3 separate regions of the Homo sapiens genome follow, and all the other regions are linked to region 1. Evidence: chromatin loops called from intact Hi-C (ENCODE). Cell type or tissue: ascending aorta. All regions are shown on one strand. Region 1 overlaps LINC00632 (long intergenic non-protein coding RNA 632). Region 2 overlaps LOC105373345 (a long non-coding RNA gene). Region 3 has its middle 120 kb from the start of MAGEC2.

Region 1 (8,000 bases):
GCATGCAATGCTCTCAAAAGGAGTAGCATTTGAATGGGACCTTGAAGAATGGGTAGAATTTTTAGGGTGTGGAGGAGAAGGCAAGCAGGTGGAAGGGACAAAGGCGGAGGCACGAAATTGCTGGGTACGCGTGGAATTAGATGAGGGATGAAGCTGAAACAAAGGACGGCTGAAGTGGGCAGTAAAAATAAAACTGTAAAAGATTTGTTGAGGCAAATCATAAAGGGCTTCAGATGCCAGATTTCTTAGATGAGGTGGAGTTGTTTAGCTGTCTTGATATTAACGAAAGGGTTTATGTTTGCAGTGAATAAAACAGCAGATATTTAGGATTAATCTGACCTATTCTTCCTTGTTACTAGGTTTTGGCATACAAAATGTATGGAAAATTTGCTTTCATGGGGGGGGTGGGGTGGAGAAAAAACCGAATTTTATTAGATGCTATGGAAATCAAATGGGATTTTAGAATTGCCACTTGCAAATAGAAGACAGAATCTAAGACTGAAATGGAAGACAGCTGTAAAACAACAGGACTGGTCTAGAAAGATGTAAAAGCTGAAGCAAATGTAGATGAAGGAGCAATTGGGGCCTATGAGGCCCTCCATGATCTGGCCCCAGACTGTTAAAATAGTTTCCTGACTAACTTTGCCATAACCAAGTCCACCCTCATAGCCACCAGCTTTTTATTCCCCAAACAGTACCTCTGCTGTGTTGTGCTTACTCAATAAGCCTTCTGAACTGACCATCGGTGACCTTGTCCTAATTCTTGCTTCCTGCATTTGTGGGCACTACAAGGCACCTTCCCCAAGAAAGGTTCTCTGGAAAGACTAGTTTACTTATTGGCTCCTGACCAAAATCACATTTGTACCTCTCCTCACACCATTCCTTCTAGTTGGAATGCTCCCTCTTTCCTTTCTATCTATGGAATCTCATCATCCAACTCAAGTCCCATTCATTCCATTATATGACCATCAGAAAGACATGAAGCCTTAGAGGCAGTAACTAGGTCCTATACTAATATGTATTTGTGTATGTATATTAGTACAAATATATATATAATATATACAAATATATATACTTATACACTAATCTATACATATACAAATATATATAATATATTTTATTATATATGATAAATATGTTATATATTTAATTATATATTTAATTAAATATATATTTATTATATAATAAATATATTATATAGTATGTATATTTATTATAGATTTATTATATATAATAAATATATTATATAGTATATATATTTATTATGTGATAAATATATATTTATATATAATAAATATATAATATAGTATATATAATAAATATATAATATAGTATATATATTATATGTGTTATATATATTACATCATTGATTAATTCAGAGGCCCAGAGAGAGGAAGCAGCAGTGCTCTTTCACAGCTTCTAAGATTACTATTGCACTTCTATTGTATAGGTACAGAATGGATGTGTTAACACTAACCCTTTTGTTACAGTCAAATCTTCTTAACATTTCATTTCCTCCTTGGTCCTGAGGTCTTCGATCTACCCTTGAATGAAGCATTATCAAAGGAGAAAGGGAGTAAGGTCAAGGAAATGGAACTAATATGTTTTGATGTGAGCACTCAGTATGTGGCAAACCCTTTACAACCTGATCATATTTTGGCCTTACAACATCCTTGTATTTGAAAAAGCAGAAGCTCAAAGATGACATGTGGCATGTCCAAAGTCACACAGCTAGCGTCCAAGCTCCAGACTCCAATATCCATGTTTTTTACACTAAACTAAGCTGTTTTCCCTTAAAATGAGTAGCTGTCATTCACATTCTGGAGCATGTGAAAATTCTGTCATGGAGCTGCGTTATGGTTTGAATGTCTGTCTCCTCCAAAACTCATGTTGAAACGTAATTGCCACTGTAACAGTATTAAGAGGTGAGATCTTTAAGAGGTGGTTAGGCTCCACCGTCATGAATAGATTAATGCCATTCATGGGAATGGCATTTCATGGGAATGGATTCCTTACAAAAGGGCAAGTTTGGCCTCTCTCTCCTTTGCCATGGGATGACACAGCAAGAAAGCCCTTGCCAATTGTCAGTCCCTCAGTCTTGGCCTTCTCATCCTCCATAACCACATGAACAAATTTCTCTAATAAATCCCCTCTCCTCTATCTATCTATCTAGCTAGCTATCCCATTGGTTCTGTCTCACTGGAGAACTCTGACTAATACAAACTAGTTTATAGCTTGTCTAAAAACTTCAGAGAAAAGATGTCTTCAAAATATTCTACTCTGAGTAAGAGACAAAGAGTGCTTCATGAAATTATTCAAGAATTCTCTTGCATAGCCAATGTTTAAGAGGCGTAAGTTACTAAATGTGCATAGAACCACTTCTTTAAAATTAAATAAGCAATATTATATGCAAATGAATCTAAGCAGCTCTAGAGCTAAACAATAAACTAAGGGGAAATTAATGCATCATGTTCAAATATTATTAACAAAAATGGAAAAAAATAATAGGTAAATAACACTAATAAAGTGAATTTTTCTGGGCCAGGCACTGTTCTAGCTGCTTTACATATATTAACTCACTTAATATTTAATACAACCCTATGTGTTAGGCATTATTATTATTATTTTATAGATGAGGAAATTGAAGCTCAGACAAGTTACATAATCTGTCTGAGGTCACACATTTATTAAGCAGGAAAGCCCAAAATGTACAGCTATGCAATCTTGCTCTAGATGACACACTCATCCATTACAATGCACTTGAAACTAATGATGTTAAGATTTTTTCTTGCAATTCTTAACTGCTCAAAATCATCCTAACACAAGAAACTTCTGGTTAAATAAAAAAGAAGGCCTCCACCTTTAGAAAAGATGTATGATAATACCTGTAGCATAACAATGAGCAAAAACCATCTTAAAATAAAACACCCAGAGTAGCTCATAGGTTCTAACACAAAATGTGAGTCTAAGTTTCTACAATATGAATTTTCTTTTTGTTCCACATATTCCTATCAAAACGGTAAGAAATAAATTAGTATCGATACAACTCTTCCATTAAATTTCTACAAATATTACCTAAACATAACGAACAGATTTCAATTCTAATCCTACTCAGAATCATACACATTCTTTCTTTGTTATTTCATTTATGATAATTAATTATACATCTTTTACATTGTTAATTTTTAAATTCCCACTGCACGTAGAAGCATATTTTACTGGAGACTTCTATGTAGAAAACTGAATTGTACATTATAAGATCACATGACCATGCATATCCCAGTTTTCATTCTTCCAAATGAGTAATATAAATTCACAAATCAACTTTCTTCATTTGAAAATTTAAGTATCATCCCTATGAGCAAAAGCCCTAACTACTTATGTTCGAAACAATTGAGGGATATGATGCTGATATTTATTATCACATTTATTTTTTGTTCTTGCTATTTTAATCTTTGATTGTTATGGAACATCTTCACTCTCTTTCTATGGTTCAATGGGTTAACAACCAAATAGACATCCATCAGTTTTTAATAATAATCTATTTTTCACATTAAAATTTCATGGAAAATCGTTCATACTTCTTACTGGATGGAAGTTTTTTAAATAGCTCTGAAAATTCACCACCAAAAACAGTCAAAAAAGATTCTATGTAGCAACAGTGCCCTCTGCTGGCTACAGCGTGGAACAGCTAAACCAGGCCTATAAGAAATCCAACAGCTAAGGGGATCTGCCGTGACCCCCGTTTGGCGATGCCGACAATGACCGTTCTGCCCACCTTTTCCCCATTCCAGGTTAAGTAGAATTTGGCTTGATACCTCCTCAAGGGAAGCAAACTCTGTTTAGCAGGCCAGGGATCACATGTGCCCTTTTCTTCCTTTTGAAGAGCTGGTCAAGCCCAAAACCTCAAAAGATTTTAAGAAAAGGCACACGGATTTGAACAATCGTTTCCTGATCTTCTCCAGATCTTTTACAGATCTTCCTCTTACCTCATTTTTCACTGGCCCGCATAAGACAAAAAGAAGCATTTATAAATAAAACCAGTCCATCCCCTACTCCGGAGCTACTTGCCCCCCTTGTCGCCTCCCTTAACGGTAATAGCAGCAAACAATTCAAGATCAGCATTAAATGGCTCTAGGGGTAAGAATTGAAAACCCCTTTTAGCCAGCACCTAACAGTGTCTAGTCACTTACTAGGAGAGGTAAATGGTGCTTCCTAAGTTATTGAGTGTGATCCTCATTAAAGGTGCTTGTATCATTGCAACTTCAGACTGAACTGCCATACCACCAAATACACATGGGAAGCTAGAGAGGAACAAGGAATCTCTAAGCATAGAGGCGTCCCTCTTCTAGAAAAACAATTCCAAAAGCCGTTCCCTGCTATTTGTAGTTACTTTAAAGATTTTATACTCAATTCAATTATTGAAGGGGTTCCTAAATACTAATTAAGGGAGTGCAGTTTCCCCTCGAACTTTGCTTCTGTGGGGATCGGGCGGTTCCAATGCAAAGCTTTGCAACTTGGGGCGGCTGCATAAGCTCTCAGCTTTGGGCTACTCCAAAATCCACGTTGACCCCAGGGCCTCGGTGAACAAAGCACTGGGCTGCGCTACTTGAGGCTCAGTCCCTGCCCCTTCCCACACAACCAGGAAGGCGTATACACAACGAAAACCGGAGGTCTACTACGTGGCACCACGGAGAGGAGGGAATCACTTCAGAGTTGATTAGCTGCGTCGGGGATTCGGGTGAGGCAAGTGAGGCTAAGTCGTTCAAGTGCAAGGTCTGAGCTTGCCCTTATTTAATATTTCTTATCTAGCTTCTTGCGGAATTTTGGCTATAACTTTGAATTTTAAAGAGACTGCATGAACAGTTTTATCTTGATTACTGAGTATCTTGGTGCCGCCTTAAATTTTGCACCCGAGGCGAGTGCCTTGCTCGTTTTGCCCTATTTACCACCGTGGTGATTGAGTGAGGGCGATTTTCCAGCTACCGAAGGGGTAAAAGATAGCCCGGAGGAGGAAGCCGGGAGCCGAGGCAGGAGCCCTCAGGATGGGAAGGAGGAGGAGGTCGCAGAGGTGGGCTCTGACTGGCTGGCTGCGAGCCAGCGAAGACGCTCCGCTCAGGGAATTTGTGGGGCCGCCAGGGAAACAAGCTTGGTTAAAGCGGAATACGGGAAGGAGTCGGCTTACCGGGTCTGGCTGCTCCGAGCCACGCAATCTCCTCTCCTTAACCGCCTCCCCTCTCTGGGGAGGACTCGTCTCGTCTTTGCAGTGTGCCTACTCCGATGCAGTGCCGTTCTGTGCCACGTTGTCACCCGGCTGCTCTCTGGAGAGACCCGCCCCTGCGGATGGCCTCTCCAGCATTCGTCGGCTCCTGACTCGCCACCCTCTGCACTGGGCGGGGTCGCCCCCTTACCCCACTCCCTAAGGAGGGGAGGGCTGAATGCTGTCACTTCTGACCTAGTTGCAGTATGCCAGGGACTCTTCCTCAGTTACACCACTCACCCCCACCCCCACCCCCACCCCCGCCCCCGCCCCACTCCGTCTCTGCAGCGGAATTAACCAACTCAAGTCCAGAGCGGTAAGAGACCCTCCAAGGGTCTGTTGGTTATTCAATAACTGTAAAAGTCGTGGATGGATTCGATCATAAGGGCGTCAAATCTTAAAACTGGAAAAAACATCCGATTTGGAGAGTATTTAACATTCAATATCTGTCGTGAAAAGTCACGAGGCAAATTAAATGTGGGTTAATATTTAATACCAGTAGTGAATCCTAACAGATACACACAAAAAGAAACCTCTCTAAAGCAGGCCCTACGAATTGCTGCCTGTGCACGCTTGACACCTCCATCAAGGGGTATAAAAAAGCTTTCAGAGGAGGACCGAGTTTCTGTTGTGAAACGGCCTGAAGGAAGCTCAGTTTCACAGAACGCCAGCCTGGGAGGATTTTATTTGCTGTTCCTACTCAATTCCTTTATAAGACCTCAAATTTCTCTGAAGCCCTTCGCAACATAAAATGGCAAGTGCTTGTCCACAGGTTACTCTGAGATTCTTACAAAGCATTTTAAATGGCTTGTTCAACTGAGACTGGCAGCTCAGAATTTGTTCTTCTAGAAAATGGATGTGAAAAACAGCTGTTAATGCCATACAGTTGTTTTAATGCGTTAAAGTGCACGGAAAACAACCAGGCCAGTGAAGATCCATATTTCTCCCAATTCCCCAAAGACATATTTTACTGGAGAAGTCTTGTCTTCAGATATTCAACTTCATTTATTAAGGCCTTAATAAATGAGGATCGGTCAGTACAAGAACAAATATCAGACTTAGCAATTTAGTTCACCCAGTTAAAATTGAGTCTCAGAGAAAGCAGTGAATCCCTTTTGTTTTTAGTTTTTTAACTGAAATTCACATTTAACTGTGTGCTTTCTTTCTGACAAACCCAAGAACAATGCACCAACTACTAGAATTTTTTTTTTTTTTTTTTTTGAGACAGAGTCTCCCTCTGTCACCCAGGCTGGAGTGCAGTGGCACAATCTCGGCTCACTGCAACCTCTGCCTCCTGGGTTCAAGCGATTCTCCTGCCTCAGCCTCCTAAGTAGCTGAGATTACAGGCACCCGCCACTATGCCTGGCTAATATTTGTATTTTTTTGTTTTAATAGAGACGGGGTTTCACCATGTTGGCCAGGCTGGTTTTGAACTCCTGACCTCAGGTGATCTGCCCGCCTTGGCCTCCCAAAATGCTGGGATTACAGGCGTGAGCCACCGCGCCTGGCCTACTACTTGAATTTTTTTGTCTATAGTCTTTAACAAACAAGACAATAACAGATGTAGGCAAAAATATCACATGGATTTTTAGTAATTTATACATGCAAAAAATATACTAACCACATTGAAATATGTGTTATGAGAGTTATAAATATATAGATTAAGGAGACTGCTAATCTGATAGCTAAGAAGTCTTTAACATTAGCCCAGGGATCTGCAAACTACTGCTTGCCAGTCAAATCACGCCTATGGTCATTTTTTGTACAATCTTTCACCTAAAAATAATGTTTACATTTTTTAGTGCTCAAAAAATATCAAAAGAAGAATATTTTGTGACAAGTGTAAGTTATGTGAATTTCAAAATTCGGTGTCCATAAATAAACGTTTATAGTAACCTATTCATGCCCACTTATTTTCATATTGTCTCAAGCTGCTTTTCTGCTAGTGGCAAAGCTGAATAGTTTCAACATAAACCATTTAACCCTCACAGCCAGAAATATTTACTGTTACAGAAGCAGTTTGTCAATCCCTGATATAGATGAAGACATTACCTATAAAGTGGTGTTACAAATAATCGTTAAGTCTGTTAGCTGTAATTGAGTGGGCTCAACATTTTCCTTCTTAGATAAATTATTTGTTTAGCTATCATTTTTCTCACAGTCAAAAGAAAAAGACCATGTTTTCATACACACGAAATGCTGGTAAACTGCAAACCGATGGGATACAGGCTGTCTCTGCTTTTCATGACTTCTAATTCACCCTTTGTCCATTGCTACGCTGCTTCACAAACCAAAATCCTGCTGTGGTTTCTAGAGTCCTAAGCCAATCAGTACTTTACCAAGTGGCTCGCCTGCCATCTAGTGGGGAAAGATAAGAGTGCTCTCTCTCTCTCTCTCTCTCTCTCTCTCTCTCTTTTCGAAAAACTGACGAGGTCGCTATAAGCTGTAGGACCTCAGACAGTGATGATTATAATAGTAATTCATTACATTTTAATGGCACTTTGAAATTTACAAACTATTTCCCAAAGTATAGTATTTTAGTTAATCCTCCCTCACCACAATTCTGTGATGTAAGCACATCTTCTTTGCCATATTTTTTCAGATGCAGAAACTGAGTGTAAACATTGGCTTACTCAAGGTCCTACAGGTGGGCTCGAACCAAACGTCATGCTCTGTTTGCTGAACCTAACACCTCTGAATTTGGGCTCTCTCATTTCTACATTTCCAGTTCTATTCTATG
Region 2 (8,000 bases), 1.8 Mb before region 1:
ACGATTGTAAGTTTCCTGAGGCCACCCCAGCCATGTGGAACTGTGAGTCAATTAAATCACTATTCTTTATAAATTACAGTCTTGGACAGTTCTTTATAGCAGTGTGAGAACGGACTAATAAATGCACAAAAATCAGTTAGTGGTATACAGCCCAACCTAGAATCATTTTTATATGAAAATGGTTACAGTTATTCTCTAATACAAAAAAAAGAGAGAAACAAACCAGAGTTTCTCTTTCTCAGACTTCCAGTTCATTATGCATAAAGACATCCTTGGACAATCTTAGGCCATTTTGATACACACAATTTATCAAAAGAGGACTTTTTTCATTTAAAAGTCATGGAATTTTATATTTTATTTTTTAGGATGTCATCTTTAGAAATCTTGACATAAAAGTCATCAGCAGTTTGAGGGAGACGGTTTTGCAACAGCAGTTTCCACTGACATATTTTTGGATCAATACAAATTAACTCAAAAAACAGATAACACATTCTGTCACTGTGTGCTTGTCAATTAATAGTACTCTTGAGAGTTAGATTAGTTCAGTATTCATGGGGAGAATTAATGACAGAATGGCCTTGTTACCCATTTGAAAGTAAAAGTTAGTTTTCCAGTCTCACTCTAATAAATCTGTGTTGGTATTTTCCATGGACATTCTCGTGAGCTCCAAATAGGATATTAAAGTGATGGAAAACGTTTTGAAACCATCGGTAGTAATTACACATATAAAGTTATAATATCATCATTGGTTATTCTAGAGAGAGTACATTTTACATGTGAAAATATAGACACCCATCACAAAAGGAATAGTACCTTCTGAGATCAATGTTCTCTAGTATCCAAAGCAAATTTTGAAGGTAACTTTTGTTTGGAAAAGATGATGATATTTCCTGTGTAATAATAAATAAGGCTCAAAACTCAAGTCTGTCATTCATTACTTATAAGTGAAGATATTAGATCTAGTTTTCAATCTTTGACCATTCAGAGTCATACAACTGACCCTAATTTACACTTCCAATTTCATTTTTAACTGTTCATTTGTTTGCAACTTTACCCCCAGCAAACTGATCAAATTACTGTCTTCTGACATGATTTGTACCTTTATACCTCCATGCCTTTTTGTCAGAACACTCCTGTCTGACATAACCTTATCACTTCCTCCCCAATTCATGCCCCTACTGTCACTCTGACTCTACCATTTCCACCTGATAAAAGCCTAAAGCTTCTCAAAGGTGTTAGTGCCATATCATTCCTGGACACAAGGTGTGGATTTTTCATTTGGCACAAGTCCAAACCATCTACTGTTAGTGTCTTTCCAATCTAAACTGGAAGAGAATTCTATACACCTCACTAAGCATCATAGGTCTGCGGTCATTTCTTCTTGGATAAGGCAATACTGTAACCTTCTAACTTGTACTTCCTTAACCAGTAATATTAAAACATTATCCCATAATCCACCCTACTTTTGTCTGTAATTCTTTTCACAATTTTTCGAGTTAATATGTAGGCTATCTCTAATTATGTAACCATTCAGTACATGGAGAAGAGATGCAAGTGCCAAGATGTCTAGAACAGCCCAGAAAACTAGAGTGCTGATTACTAGAAGATAGTCAGAGGTGAGGTGCTTATGGGCAGACAGCAAATATTTCTTAACTAAGGGCTTTAAAGTTGCAGTGGTACACAGATTTATCTCATCCTTCCCAATAATGGAAGGGATTATGGTAGTGTGTTATGTGGGGTCTGAAAGTGAGAAAAGATTGTGAAATGTAGAACAAATAATTTCTTGGAACTTCATAAACCTTGGTCAATAAGCTACATTATTGAATAATCCTAAGTTGTTGCCTGCTTTATCTTTCTTGTGGCAGCTTCATGAATGACAACTTTGCTCCAAAAACAGTATCATGAGAATAATAAAGTCTCCCAGGTTAAAGCAAACCTCAAGGGTATTTGACTGCTTTGAAGTTTTTTAAGGGCTCCAAAACACTGCTGCTGCTCAAAAAGATATCCTGACACTGGCAACCTATTGCTTTGTAGTTACTTGGTTACACATCTTGTTTCTCTTCTTACATTGTCAACTTTGGGTGAGCTTTGATGTAGAATGAAATTTCTGATTTCACCAACCTGATTCCTGAGACTTATTTCCATAATCATGGACTTAGTGTGTACAGAGACTAGATAGCATAAATTATGGGTTTTGTTGATCCAATTTTAGTAATAGATTTCTCTTACAGAAAAGGAGTATGTAAAAATCCTCTATCAAGTCTAGTGATGGTTATTTTCATTGTCAGCAAGGACTCTTGGAAGCATAGCAGTAGCCTGTCCTTGGCTCTGCTCTTCAAGGTAATATCTAGTTTCTGTGACCCTATTCTTGCCTCAGTTAAAGACCACTTTATAATTTGAAGACATATTAATTTGAAGTTTGAACATTTTAAATTAAATAATATTAGTAAAAAACCACACTGAGAAAACTGCCATTGCAGTTTTATACTTAATATTCTATCCTCCAGACATTTTGAATTTGACAAAGAGGGAATCCCTGTTTTCGGTGGGATCTGGATCAGGGCATTCCTCTCAAAGCTTCTCCTGACTTCATAGCAGAAGTCCAGCAGATGATTGCTAATCTAGTTACAATTGCCCTGTCTCAGAACTCCGCATAGTTAGAAGAACTGAAAGGATGCCCTAGAAATCTTTGCATATCTCGTGATAACCCCTCCCTTCACTGTCAACATTCATTTGATCATTTAGCTGATGATCATCAAAACAAATGACTTTATGCCCATTAGTTTGGTTTACAATAACTATCACAAGAGGACCAGGACTGCTCAGGATTCTAACCTACCTATGCCTCTGGGGCTGAGAGGAAGCCTCCAACCTGCATTTCTCTTCATTCCTTACTTTATTTTTCCCTACATGTCACAGAATGATACACTACTTTTTTTTTTTTTTTTAAGACGTTGTCTTGCTGTGTCGCTAGGCTGGAGTGCAGTGGCGCCATCTCGGTTCACTGTAACCTCCGCCTCCTGGGCTCAAGTGATTCTCCTGCCTCAGCCTCCCGAGTACCTGGGACTACAGGCGCACACCACCACGCCCAGCTAATTTTTGTATTTTTAGTAGAGACGGGGTTTCACCATGTTGGCCAGGAGAGTCTCAGTCTCTTGACCTCATGATCTGCCCGCCTTGGCCTCCCAAAGTGCTGGGATTACAGGTGTGAGCCACCACACCCGGCCACACACTACATATTTTGCCAAGCTATTTGCTTATCTTTTCCTGTGGGCGGCAAGCCACCCAGATGCCGAGGCAAGAGACCAAGGACACGAGCTGTTCCAGTATAATAAAATATAAAACAAGAATCGTTATGCCAGATATAGATCTTAGATATGATTATATATGAATATAATTAATCATTAGTTAGTAGTACTTATTCTTTATTCCAATATTATAATAATCCTTGCTCTATAATCATAACCCAGAAAAACCAGGACATACAGAGATAGGAGCTGAGGGGACATAGTGAGGAGTGACCAGAAGACAAGAGTGAGAGTCTTCTGTTATGCCCAGACAGGGCCACCAGAGGGCTCCTTGGTCTAGTGGTAATGCCAGCATCTGGGAAGACGCCTGTTGCCAGGCAGACCGTGGTCTAGCGGTAGCCTCAGCGTCAAGAAAAAACACTGGCTACTTAGCAGACCGGGAAAGGGAGTCTCCCGGTCCCTTTCCACGGGGGGAGTTTAGAGAAGACTCTACTCCTCCACCTCTTGTGGAGGGCCTGATGTCAGGTCCACCCGAAGTTGTCCGGAGGCCTAACCGTCTCCCTGTGATGCTGTGCTTCAGTGGTCACGCTCCTAGTCTGCCTTCATGTTCCATCCGGTACACCTGGCTCTGCCCTCTAGATAGCAGTAGCAAATTAGTGAAAGTACTAAAAGTCTCTAATAATGGTGTAAGTTGTTTCTCTCTTTGTCTCCTCTCTCTCTCGGCCTCGGCTGCCAGGCAGGGAAGGGCCCCCTGTCCAGTGGACACGTGACCCACGTGACCTTACCTATCATTGGAGATAACTCACACTCTTTACCCTGCCCCTTTTGCTTTGTATCCAATAAATAACAGCGCAGCCAGACATTCGGGGCCACTACCGGTCTCCGCGACTTGGTGGTAGTGGTCCCCCGGGCCCAGCTGCCTTTTCTTTTATCTCTTTGTCTTGTGTCTTTATTTCTACACTCTCTCATCTCTGCACACGGGGAGAGACCCACCGACCCTGTGGGGCTGGGCCCTACATTTTCCCACTAGAAGGAAGGCAAGGTTTTTGTCTACTTTGTTTACTACTGAATTCTCAGAGCCTAAAATAGTAAGTGTTCAATAAATTATTGTGAAATTAATGGATGACTGTCTCTTCATAATAAGGTAAGCATAAAGGCATGAGTTCTCTGGAGGAAGGGACTCTCCCAGTCTTCTCACAGCCTCAAGTCTATAGCATCTAGCATTGATTGGACTTGCACAAGTGGTAGCTTGGCAATTTGAGTTTAATTATTGTTGTCAACATTTTTGTCCTGTATTTCTCACATTACTTACCAATGCTTTGCTTATTTATAGTATATATTTAATGCTTTTTTGTTGAGTAATAGATAAACACTTGTTTCCTAAATTCATTTACCATGGCCTAGTTGGGGTTTATTCTAGTACATAGGTAATTCCAAGACTTTTAGGCAACACATCTGCTCTACAGTACTTTGCATGAAGTTGTTCAATGGATATATTTATAGTGCTTATCTCTACTCTTGGCACACATACTGTGAATGACATAAAATAGATGTGTTGTCAATATTTGATGCTGAACTGAAGGTCAGGATAAATAATGGCTCCTTTGTTCTTCAGACCCTTTCTGTGAAATCCAGATCAAGTCCTCTCTCTTTTCTCCATCCGGTAAACCCACTGTCAGGTTTAGAACATTGCTCACTATTCTTTGTGAGCATTGCCAGCTTTTATTTACATGCTGGGTAGCCTCCTGCACTCGAAGTTCTCCATGAAGTACTCCAGTTTAGGAGGCAGTCAACTGTGCATTCACAAATAGTACCAACAAAAGAGAGAAGCGTACAATAAGAACTTTAAAATATCACCTTTGAAACTTGTTCATTTGTTTTGGTGTTAGAATGCAGGCATCACAGAGACAGGAACTTATCTTTTGGGGACTTACAGCACAATTCACCAGTGGCTCTATTCACCAATATTTGAGGAAAAAAAATGCTGGTTTTCCTTTCTCTTCACAAAGAGTTAGTTTCTTCTTTAGAACCCCAACCTTATTATACCAAAGCATTTAAAGGAGTGAAGTGGATTTCCCTGTTACGTGTATGTGGTATTTAATAGAGAGAACATCATTTTGGAATATCCTGCCATAATAACATCAGAAAAATTGCATTGTGTGAAGAAAAATAAGCTTTGAGCTGAGTTCCAGTTGCCAGATGATCAGTTCTTGTTACTTCCTTAGTAATATGCAGCAATTATTTTCACTATTTTCCCAAACCATTATTCTTTAAATTCTTTTTTCTAAACATGAAAACATTTATGTTTTAGATAAATAGGGCTATTACAGTCTATTTTCTCTGGCTGTCATACTACATTTTTAATTTTTCTCAAAGGACTATATTTTGCCTTAACACACTCTAATATGACCTTTACCTCTTTTTCATCAGAGTTTTGCTTACACAGAACAAATTCAAACATTTTTCATTCTTTCTCTGTATGGGCATCATTTTATGCCAAATCATTGGATTCTATCAATATTTTCTCAGGGCATTTATTAATTCATCCAATAAAAATCTACTGAGTACCAACGATATTGTAGGTACAATGCTAGGAGAATTTTTTAAAGATACTGGGTGGGGGGACATTCCCATTAAGAAGCTTTTAGTTTAATAGAGAATATCAATGTTTCAGAAATAAATGTGTTAAATTAGTGTAGACAGAGAGTAGAGTTACAAAGGTCAAAAGATTACCTTTATTTGGAATGGGCATAAATTAATGATAAAGCTAACTAATAAATGCTAGGTAAGTTGTCCCAGAAATAGAGAGGTAGGTGGAGTCTGTGGTGCAAGAAACGGAATGGTGAGAGTTATGGCTGGAGATGTTATCATAAAGGACTTTGTGTAACACAACAAAAACTTTGAACTTTATTGCCCAGGAAAATGGATTGATGAGTCTGAAAATTTTACCAGTCTGAAAAATACATTTGAAAATAAGAAGGCATAAAATACCTAGGAATACAGCTAACCATATAGGTGAAAGGTCTCTACAATGAGAACTACAACACACTGTTCAAAGAAATCAGAGATGACACAAATAAATGGAAAAACATCCATGCTCATTGATAGGAAGAATCAATACTAAAATGAACATACTGCCCAAAGTAATTTATAGATTCAATTCTATTCCTATCAAACCACTGATGACATTCTTCACAGAACTAGAAAAAATATTTTAAAATTCTTATGGAACCAAAAAAGAGCCTGAATAGCCAAGGCAACCCTAAGCAAAAACAGAAACAAAGCTGGAGGCATCATGCTACCCACCTTCAAACTATACTACAGGGCTACAGTAACCAAAACAAGATGGTACTTGTACAAAGCCAGAAACATAGTTTAACTAAGGAAACAAAATAGAGAGCTTGAAAATAAGGCCACACACCTACAACCATCTGATCTTCGGAAAAGCTGACAAAAACGAGCAATAGGGAAAGAAACCGCTATCCAATAAATGGTGCTGGGACAATTGGCTAGCCATGGGAAGAAGATTGAAACTGAACCCCTTCCTTACACCATATACAAAAATCAACTCAAGAGAGATCAAAGATTTCAATGTAAAACCCCAAACTGTAAAAAACCCTGGAAGACAATCTAGGCAATACCATTCTGGGCACATGAATGGGCAAAGAGGTCATGACAAAGACACCAAAAGCAATCGCAACAAAAGAAAAAGTCGACAAATGGGATCTAATTAAAACTAAAGGGCTTCTGCACAGCAAAATAAAGTACCAATAGAATAAACAGACAACCTACAGAATGGGAGAAAATGTTTGCAAACTATACATCTGACAAAGGTCTACATGTGGCAAATAAGCATATGAAAAAAATCTATATCATTGATCATTAGAGAAATGCAAATAAAAACTACAGTGAGATACCATCTCACACCAATCAAAATGACTATCATTAAAAAGTAAAAAAATAAACAAATAAATAAATAAATAACAGATGCTGCGAGGTTGTGGAGAAAAGAGAGAGCTTATATGTTGTTGGTGAGAATATAAATTAGTTCAACCAGTATGGAAAGCAGTGTGGTAGTTCCTCAAGGAGCTAAACACAGAATTACCATCCTACCCAGCGATCCCATTACTAGGTGTATACCCAAAGGAATATAAATCATTCTATCCTAAATACGCATGCCACCCCTATGTTCATTGCAGCACTATTCACAATACAAAAGACTTGGAATCAACCTAAATGCCCATCAATGATAGACTGGATAAAGAAAAAGTTCATATACACTGTGGAATTCTATGCAGCCATAAAATAAAGGAATGAGATGATGTCCTTTGCAGAACATGGATGGAACTAGAGGCCCTTATCTATAGCAAAGTAATGCAGGAACAGAAAAATAAATACTACATATTCTCACTTATAGGTGGAAGCTAAATGATGAGAACACATGGGCACATAGAGGCGAACAACATACACTGCGGCCTGTCGGAGGGTGGAGGGTGGGAGGAGGGAGAAGATCAGGATAAATAACTATTGGGTACCAGGCTTCATACCTGCCTGAGGAAATAAACTGTCCAACAAACTCTTATGACATGCATTCACCCATATAACAAACCTGCATGTGTACCCTTGAACCTAAAATAAAAGTTGAAAAAAAGAAAATAAGCTCATTCTGATGGCAAGGAGATAAAGCAAGACTAGAGGAAGTGAGAGTGTTCCTCTTGTAATAGTTCATACAACAAATGATATCGATGTAAA
Region 3 (8,000 bases), 1.3 Mb before region 1:
CATAAATATTATTTTGTTGGAACACATTCATGCCAATTCTTTACTTACTACCCAACTGTTCTTGCACGATAACAGCAGAGTTCAATACTTGTGCCTAAGACCAAAGCCTAAAATATTCATCTTTTACAGAAAGTTTTCCTACATGCAGCCAGTGAGCACAGACTCATTTGAATGAAAAATAAAATGTATATATGTATATTTAATTGGATATTTCACTATCCTAGGCGTCCTCATTTTGTAGGGCTGCCCTAACAAAGTACCACAAACTGGATGGCTTAAAACAACAGACATGTGTTGCCTCACGGTTCTGAAGGGTAGATGCTGGAGGGCAAAGGGTTGGCAGGGTTGGTTCCCTTCTGAGGGCTGTGAGGGGGGATCTGTTCCATGCCTCTTTCCCAGCTGCTGATGGTTGCCGGTGATCTCTGACATCATTAGGCATCACATTGATTTCTGCCTTCATGTTCACATGATATTCTTCTTTTGTGGGTGTGTCTCTGTGTCCAAATTTTCCCTTTTATAGAAGGGCACCAGTCATATCAGAGTAGAGTCTTCCCTAATGACCTAATCACAACTAAATCATCTGGGAAGTTTCAATCGCAAATATAGTGACATTCAAAGGTAACTTTAGGTGAAATTCTACTGAGGGTTGGAACTTCAACTTTTTTTATTTTATTTATTTTATTTATTTGTTTATGTTTTTTTCCAGAGGGAGGCACAATTCAAGTGATAACACTTAGGATAAATTTTTAAAAGTAGGCAATCAAAAAAATAAATGAGCAAACAATGTACAATCATGTATCATTCCTCCATTTATTTTCCCACCCCTTGCAATCACGCAAGAAATATTTATGGCACCTTTCCAAATCAATGTTCTCCATTTTTCAACCTTTATCTTATCAAATTTCTCAGATCTGGGGAGCATCTTTGATGTGCATTCAACTCTGCCTCCAAACTCCTTTGTTCTAGTTTGTATCACTCAAATCAGGTGATGCAATATAGGTCTTTTTCCTCACGCATGTTCTGAACATTAGGATATACACCATGATGGGGTTTTACACTTTATTCATCTTGTCCACTTAAATCTCATTTTATCCTTAAGACGTATGTTTGTATTTTCTGTTGGATACCATATACTTGAAAACAGAATGATACTTTATCAGAAACCCAAGGCTATCAAGCTGTTCATTGTCTCAGTTGAATTTTCAGCAAATGCCTTTTGTAATTCTAAAGCATTATGGTGTGCCTTCAATTCCTGGCACACTATTGCAGACTGCATCGTCCCTGCAACTGCTGGATACTTATCTAGCACTTTAACACTCAGGAATCACTTTCGTCTTCAAAGCACTGCTTCCTGACTTAATTAATCTTTCTAATTTCCAATGAAGTAAGTGTGCTATCCATCCTTTTACTTTATATTAAGGGCAAGTGCAGTAAGAGGAATCATTTATATAGCATTGCTGATCCTTCTTAATGAGTGAGGATCTAGTTATCTTTGCCTGAGTTGAGAAAGCAAGTAAGGTTTTGGTCCCAGAGCCACAGAATTCCTAATTATCCTTACATGGACTCACTACTCATCAAATACAAATACCCAGCAGAGAGTGACTGCGTAATAAACACTCGGTGATTGAATGGAAGTAGGAATCAAAGCACATTTTAATATCTAGGATGCATCAAGCACCAAGTAAAGTCATGTATATACTCAGTTTGCTTTTCTCTCTTTTTATTTTAAGCGTTTTTGGGCACACATTTGATAAATAAAAATTGTATATAGTTTGTGTGTATATATATGCATATATTAAATATATGTAATTATATACATTATCAGGTTTTTTGTTTTCTTCAATTAAGATGACAGTACATGTATGCTAGGAATTTATAAAATGACTTCCCCATACTGCCCACCTCATCTCTGCTGTTTCACTACCACAGTCTCTGGCACAACCCCATTATATAGAGATTTCAATTATTGTGTGTCGTGTCTAAAGTGCTTTCAAAGCTTTAGTGTATAAGATAAACCCCTCAATCTAATTTTTGCTGAAGGTACAACGCTAGGTAGTCATGATCCCTTTATCCTTGCTCTGTCATTCCTTTTCACTGTTTGGCTACAGTTAAGCAGATCAGAGGTAGGAACATGAGCAAAGGGCAAACTGTGATATGGCCTGCCACACACTGAAAAAATGACCACCTAAACATGAATAGACAGAGCTGATCTGCTCCTTGTTCTGAGGAATGTGAACTGAAAACAATGCAGGGAGTGAGGTCATTAACAAAGAGCTAAATCTGAAAGGCAAAGAACCCATGAACAAGTATAGCGTTATGAGAGTTATGAGGGAAGTAGAGCAAGTGCAAATACATGGGACCAAGGGTTTTCCCTCTCACTCATTTCATGTTCTAGATTTCAGCACCTTGTTCTCTATGTTGCTCTCTAATCATATGATTATCATCAATTTGGCTATTTCAAAATCCATACAGATGACACTACTACACCCTGGACTCTTAGCTACTTGACCTTCTCACTTCCAATTTTCTTGGCCTCCATTCCACCTTGAGCACTCATTTCACAATTAAAATGATCAGACTTACAACTCCTTGACTCCAAAGACTGAACTAACATGAATAAAGTATTCAGTGTGGATTATTACAATAGTCAAGGGAAAATAGGATGGTTGCTCCTACTAGTGAGCAGGCAGTAGAAATGGTTATAGAAATGATACATTTACAATAAGTTTATAATCTTGAATAACATAATATACTATGGAATATAGTTTGATGTTAGAGCCAACAAAATTTGCTGATGCACTGGATAGTGGTGGTGGTGCTGAGGAAAGTCATAAAGGATGGCAACACATTTGTCCTGAGAAACTGGGTGAATGGTGATGCCATTTATTAAGGTGAAGAAACAGTACTGGGGGAAATAACTCAGAGTTCATTTTTCGACAAGAGGAAATGTCAAGTAGGAAATTGCACATAGGAATATGTGTTCAAAAGATATGTCAAATTTGAAAGGCAGTAGCATATAAAGAACAGTTAAATCTATGAATCTGAAATCGCCTAGGTAGTCAGTGTAGAAAGCAAAAAGAAGTGAATAAAGAACTAAGCTCTGGGACACTCAAACTTTGAGCATTTTGGAAGAGAGGAAGTAGAATATCCTTTCCTGGATAATGATGAGTATCTCATGAGTTACCAGGGTGGTAAGATGTGAATCAAAGGACATGAACAGAAAAACGAAGACAGTAAAAAGAAAATAGTGTAAAAAAAGCAAGTCACTCTGTTTTCTGGCTGGAAAGTTATATGAGTCAGCTCACCAGTGAGTATATTAATAAGTATATATTAGTATATTAATAAAATCACCGTGATTGGATACTTGAATGAGTTGGGGTCAACAGTGCTCACAAAAACAAATCAAATCTATACACATATCAAACAACAACAACAACAATATACACTTGCTATACCTGTTTAGCTTGATATAGATACTATTTAGAAGTCAACTAAGAGCAATAGTAATATAATTCATATGCTTAGTTTTATTTTACAACTCTTAAACTCAACTTTTACCAAGAGAAAGACTACTTATAACTAGATACTTTAAAAGAAAATAGCAAATTTCTAACATACCTTAACAATGTTACCTACTTTAATTTCATTAGAAACCACTCATTTTTCAGTTTAAATCAAGAATAAGTACTTCTCAACCAGGCGCGGTGGCTCACGCTCATAATCTCAGCACTCTGCGAGGCTTAGGCGGGTGGGTCATTTGAAGTCAGGAGTTTGAAACAAGTCTGGCCAATATGGTGAAACCCCATCTCTACTAAAAATACAAAAATTAGCCGGGCGTGGTGGGGCATGCCTGTACTCCCAGCTACTTGGGAGGCTGAGGCAGGAGAACCGGAACCCGAGAGGCAGAGGTTGCAGTGAGCCGAGATCAAACCACTGCACTCCAGCCTGGGAAATACAGCGAGACTCCGTCTCCAGAAAAAAAAATTCTCCTCTGTGCTGCAGACATCTACCTTGTGTCTTTATTGAAACATTAGAAATTACAGTTATCTGCTTATGTCTTATGTGCCTTCTCTCCCCACTATCATATACATTCTTTAAAAATGAAAACTATGCTAGTATATCCATTTGTGAACTTAGCTTTTATCCCAGAGCCTAGACCAGTGCATTCACTTATCAAAAAACATATGTTGAACACTCACTAACTCCATCTTTAGGAAACTCCATTGTTCACAGGTTTTCCTTTGTAAAAAGCTTAGGAAAAGAAAGCCGATTACTTCTCAGATTGAATGCCATACTAGACCTTCTAGTTAAGAAGAAAGCAAATTTAAAAGATAGCTGCATTATATAATGGAAAAGTGTGAGGAGCCCTTGGCTTCTATTTCTCTTTTATTATTATTATTATTATTATTATTATTATACTTTAAGTTTTAGAGTACATGTGCACAACGTGCAGGTTTGTTACATATGTATATATGTGCCATGTTGGTGTGCTGCACCCATTAACTCGTCATTTAGCATTAGGTATATCTCCTAATGCTATCCCTCCCCCCTCCCCTCACCCCACCACAGTCCTATTTCTCTATGTCTTTAAAAGTTTTTATGATTCAGGGCTAAATACTTTTTCAAATGGAAGAATTTAAACTAAAATACTATGATTATTTTAGCTATCAACTTATCCTGCATGCTAATTGTGACTTCCAATATTTCATGACTCTATTTGAATAAAAAAACAAAAGGGATTTTATTCTACACCAGTATTAAAATCTGGGGAAATCATTATTGAGAAATTGGCATATGAATATATGCAGGACACTTATCCAGGCACTGCATTTTCCTTTGGCAGACTGTAGGGGTCAGGGTAATCTGCAACAGTCCTTCTGATGTTACAACTCCTCGCTTATGGATTAGTTCTCTTTCATCTTCACTTCTCTAGCTGCAATTTATTCCATCATTATTCTAAGATAAAAAGCAAAAGCAGAAAGCCTTTATATTAGGGAAACATTCTTGATATTTCTTGCTTTTATGTTCAAAAGAAATTTTATGTGTCAAGCTTTCTCCCATACATTTTATTTTATAGTTAGACGAAAATATTACATAATAAAACACACATAGATCAATGATTTTTCCATATGGCTTTCAATTTTACACAAGCAATTCTTATATATGGGAGGTATTAGGTTATCTTGCAGAGAGTATTTAAATGAGGTAAAAAACCAGTTAGCTGAAATCCACATACTGTACTTGATTTTAGCCAATCATTTATTCAATCAATTATTTCAACCTCTTCTTCCTCCCATGCTAATACAAGAATCGACAATGACTGATACAAATTTTAGTCCCTTTCTTACAGAAAGGGGCAAGAGAAGATGCCGAAGGATGCATATACTATGTTTTTTAGTGTAGTGTTGCAATTTTTAGTGCAATATTGCCAATTCTAAAAACATTGCAAATAAAAAATAAAGGACTAGATTGGGACCATGCCTTCCTCATCAAATAAAACAAAACCAAAGAAATCATTCACCAGTTGGTTCATTTCCCCAGAGAACGCTTCACTGATGGTATCATGACAACCAATGAAAAAATCAGATCTGTTTTATAGATAATTATTTTGAAAGCATATGCTTCAGTATGCAGGTAGTCCATAACACATATGTTAACTATAGTTACTAGAGTTCCTCCACCAGCTTTTAGGGTTAAATAGGTTTATTTCTACTGTGGGCTTAAATAGGTATTCAGTTAAATCATTTAAACGTCTTCGGATTTGAGAGGCTGCACATCTTAAGCCCTATAGTAAAGGTGGAAAAGGAGGCCTGGGATAGATTATCTGCATAGTGTATGATTAATTTCTACTTACATTTGTTCAACTGTATAAATTGCTAACAACTATGTAGTACTGGACTCTGGAGTTATACATCACTAGTCGTCATTATGCTACTTGTGTTCAAGTAAATACATGAATTACATGTGCACTAATTTCTGAGTTTGTTCTTAAATGAGTTTTTATAAAAGTCACTTGAATTTATAATGATGACTGCCCTCCAGGAAATGCAACTGTTGAGACACAAAGAAGACTGTCCAGAGACTGAGAGAAAGACTAACCTTCATTAAGCAAATATTATGTTTCCAGATATGGCTGTTCAGTTTTTCCTTTATTGCTCTAAAATACACAGATATTTTAATTCCAGAAGACACTCAAGAGTTTGTAACCTGGCTGGTGAAAAGACTCTGAAGAATACTAAGTAGAGAGACACATGTAAAGAATAATACATATTTTTTAAAATACTGCATTAGATAAGGGTTTTCTAGACTTCTGTCCTCTGCTTTCATGCTCTGACATGGATCTTGGGGTACTGTCAAAGACCAAGAAAGCTGATAATGTTATCTGAGAACTTCAGCAAACTCAGAGCCAGAGCCTATGTTCCTGTTTTTCTTTTCCTAGTCTTTTAGATATTTGTGAAGGTGGCAATCTATTCTGAATCCCCTAAACAGGCACAGGTGTTTTGTACCTGTCTAGACCTGCTTGGAATTGAAAATATTCCTCAGGAAACATTCTGTGCTTACCAAAATCCTTGAAGTCCTGCTAGAGTGAAATTCACATTCAGTTGTAATGGTGAGATACAATAAAATCTAATGGAAACTTAAATAACTATTAATGGTTGCAAAGAGAATCAGGAACAGAGGGAGAATGAGAATCAGTGGGCAGAATTATGGTTCTCTCACTGTACCCTCACCTTGAACTGATTACTATAGCATCTCTAGAGGCCAGACTAGGATTGAATTGAAGCCTCAATATTTACCACTTGGGCAAATTGCTAAATTTCTTTGAGCCCCAGTTTTTCATCTGTAAGGTAATAAGAACCTGTGGTACTCAGAATAATGTCCACCCAAATATTTCCACACCCTAATCCCCAAAGCCTGTGAATGTTGTTACATATCAGAAGAGGAATTGCAGATGCGATTAATTTAAGAATCATAAGAGATGAGGAAATTATCCCAGATTATCTGGTAGACCCCATGTAGTTCCATAGGTCCCTAAAAGGAAAGAAAGAGAATCTGAGAGATGGCATCATGAGAGGGATTCAGCTCACCACTGTTGGCGTTGAAGATGGAGGAGGGAACTGTGAACCCCAAATATCTGAGAAGGTCTCAGTCAATTTAGGAAGTTTATTTTGCTAATGTTAAGGATGTGTGCTTGTGACACAGCCTCAGGAGGTACTAATGACCTGTGCCCAAGGTGGTCAGGACACAACTTCGTTTCATACATTTGAGGCAGACATGAGACATCAGCAATCAAATATATGTAAGATATACATTGATTCCTTCTGGAAAGGTGGGACAACTCAAAACGGTGAGGGGGCTTTCTGGCCATTGATAGGTAAGAGATAAATGGTTACATTCCTTTGAGTTTTTGATTAGCCTTTCCAAAGGAGACAACCAGATATGAATTTATCTCAGTGAGCAGAGGGATAACTTTGAGGTCTGTCTGTCCTTTGTACACATGGAAATTCCCTGTGAGGGTGGTATGTAGCCTTTTTTAAAAAAATCTTAGTAGCTATCTTTTTTAGGAATAGAATCAGAGGCAGGCTTGCCTTAAGCAGCTCCAAGCTTGATTTTTCCCTTTGCCTTAGTGATTTTGGGGTCCCAAGATTTATTTTCCTTTCACATTTCCCCTCTTTTCTTTTTAAAATCTATCAGAGAAAGCATTTTAGAATAAAATGTGTCTCTGCTCTCAGGTTTCACCTGATCTCTCATGGCTAAGATGTTTTTTTCCTTGACAGGTAGGCCCCACATTGTTAGGAAAGCTCATTTTTAGCAGGGTGTGAAGTCTCACGTCCTATAAAGAGAAAATAAGGGGAGGAAGGGAGAAAAACAAAAACAAAGAAAGAACAATCCTGGAAAATTGACGTAGGCCATATTACTCTGAAGTCCATATGGTTGTCTTGCATCATTGTGCCTTCAACCTTAATGGTTAATTTATAGAGAAACTGAACTTATTTTAT

What was found. A loop is a pair of places that touch in the nucleus more often than their neighbours do. Peaks named below come from ENCODE experiments on the same cell type or tissue, not always from the same donor. Only the 100,000 strongest peaks of a DNase experiment are listed, where the experiment ranks them.
Region 2: it touches region 1 in a loop (3-fold over the local background); 3 of 110 quality-filtered maps call a loop at or near these places.
Region 3: it touches region 1 in a loop (6-fold over the local background); 6 of 110 quality-filtered maps call a loop at or near these places.

What each region holds. Positions count from the first base shown.
Region 1 is chrX:140,761,884-140,769,883 of GRCh38, reverse strand. All of the region lies in intron 3 of LINC00632 (long intergenic non-protein coding RNA 632), which reads right to left. Among named protein-coding and RNA genes, the nearest start is that of LINC00632, 56 kb to the right of the region's middle. In ascending aorta, CTCF peaks have their summits at 3,679 (motif pointing left) and 7,617 (motif pointing left); DNase peaks (open chromatin) are centred at 3,703, 5,333 and 7,603; H3K4me3 peaks cover 4,067 bases; H3K27ac peaks cover 2,520 bases.
Region 2 is chrX:142,602,459-142,610,458 of GRCh38, reverse strand. All of the region lies in intron 1 of LOC105373345 (a long non-coding RNA gene), which reads right to left. Among named protein-coding and RNA genes, the nearest start is that of MAGEC2, 400 kb to the right of the region's middle. In ascending aorta, a CTCF peak has its summit at 3,543 (motif pointing right); no DNase peak of the experiment used is centred here.
Region 3 is chrX:142,086,247-142,094,246 of GRCh38, reverse strand. No RefSeq gene overlaps it. Among named protein-coding and RNA genes, the nearest start is that of MAGEC2, 120 kb to the left of the region's middle. In ascending aorta, a CTCF peak has its summit at 4,867; no DNase peak of the experiment used is centred here.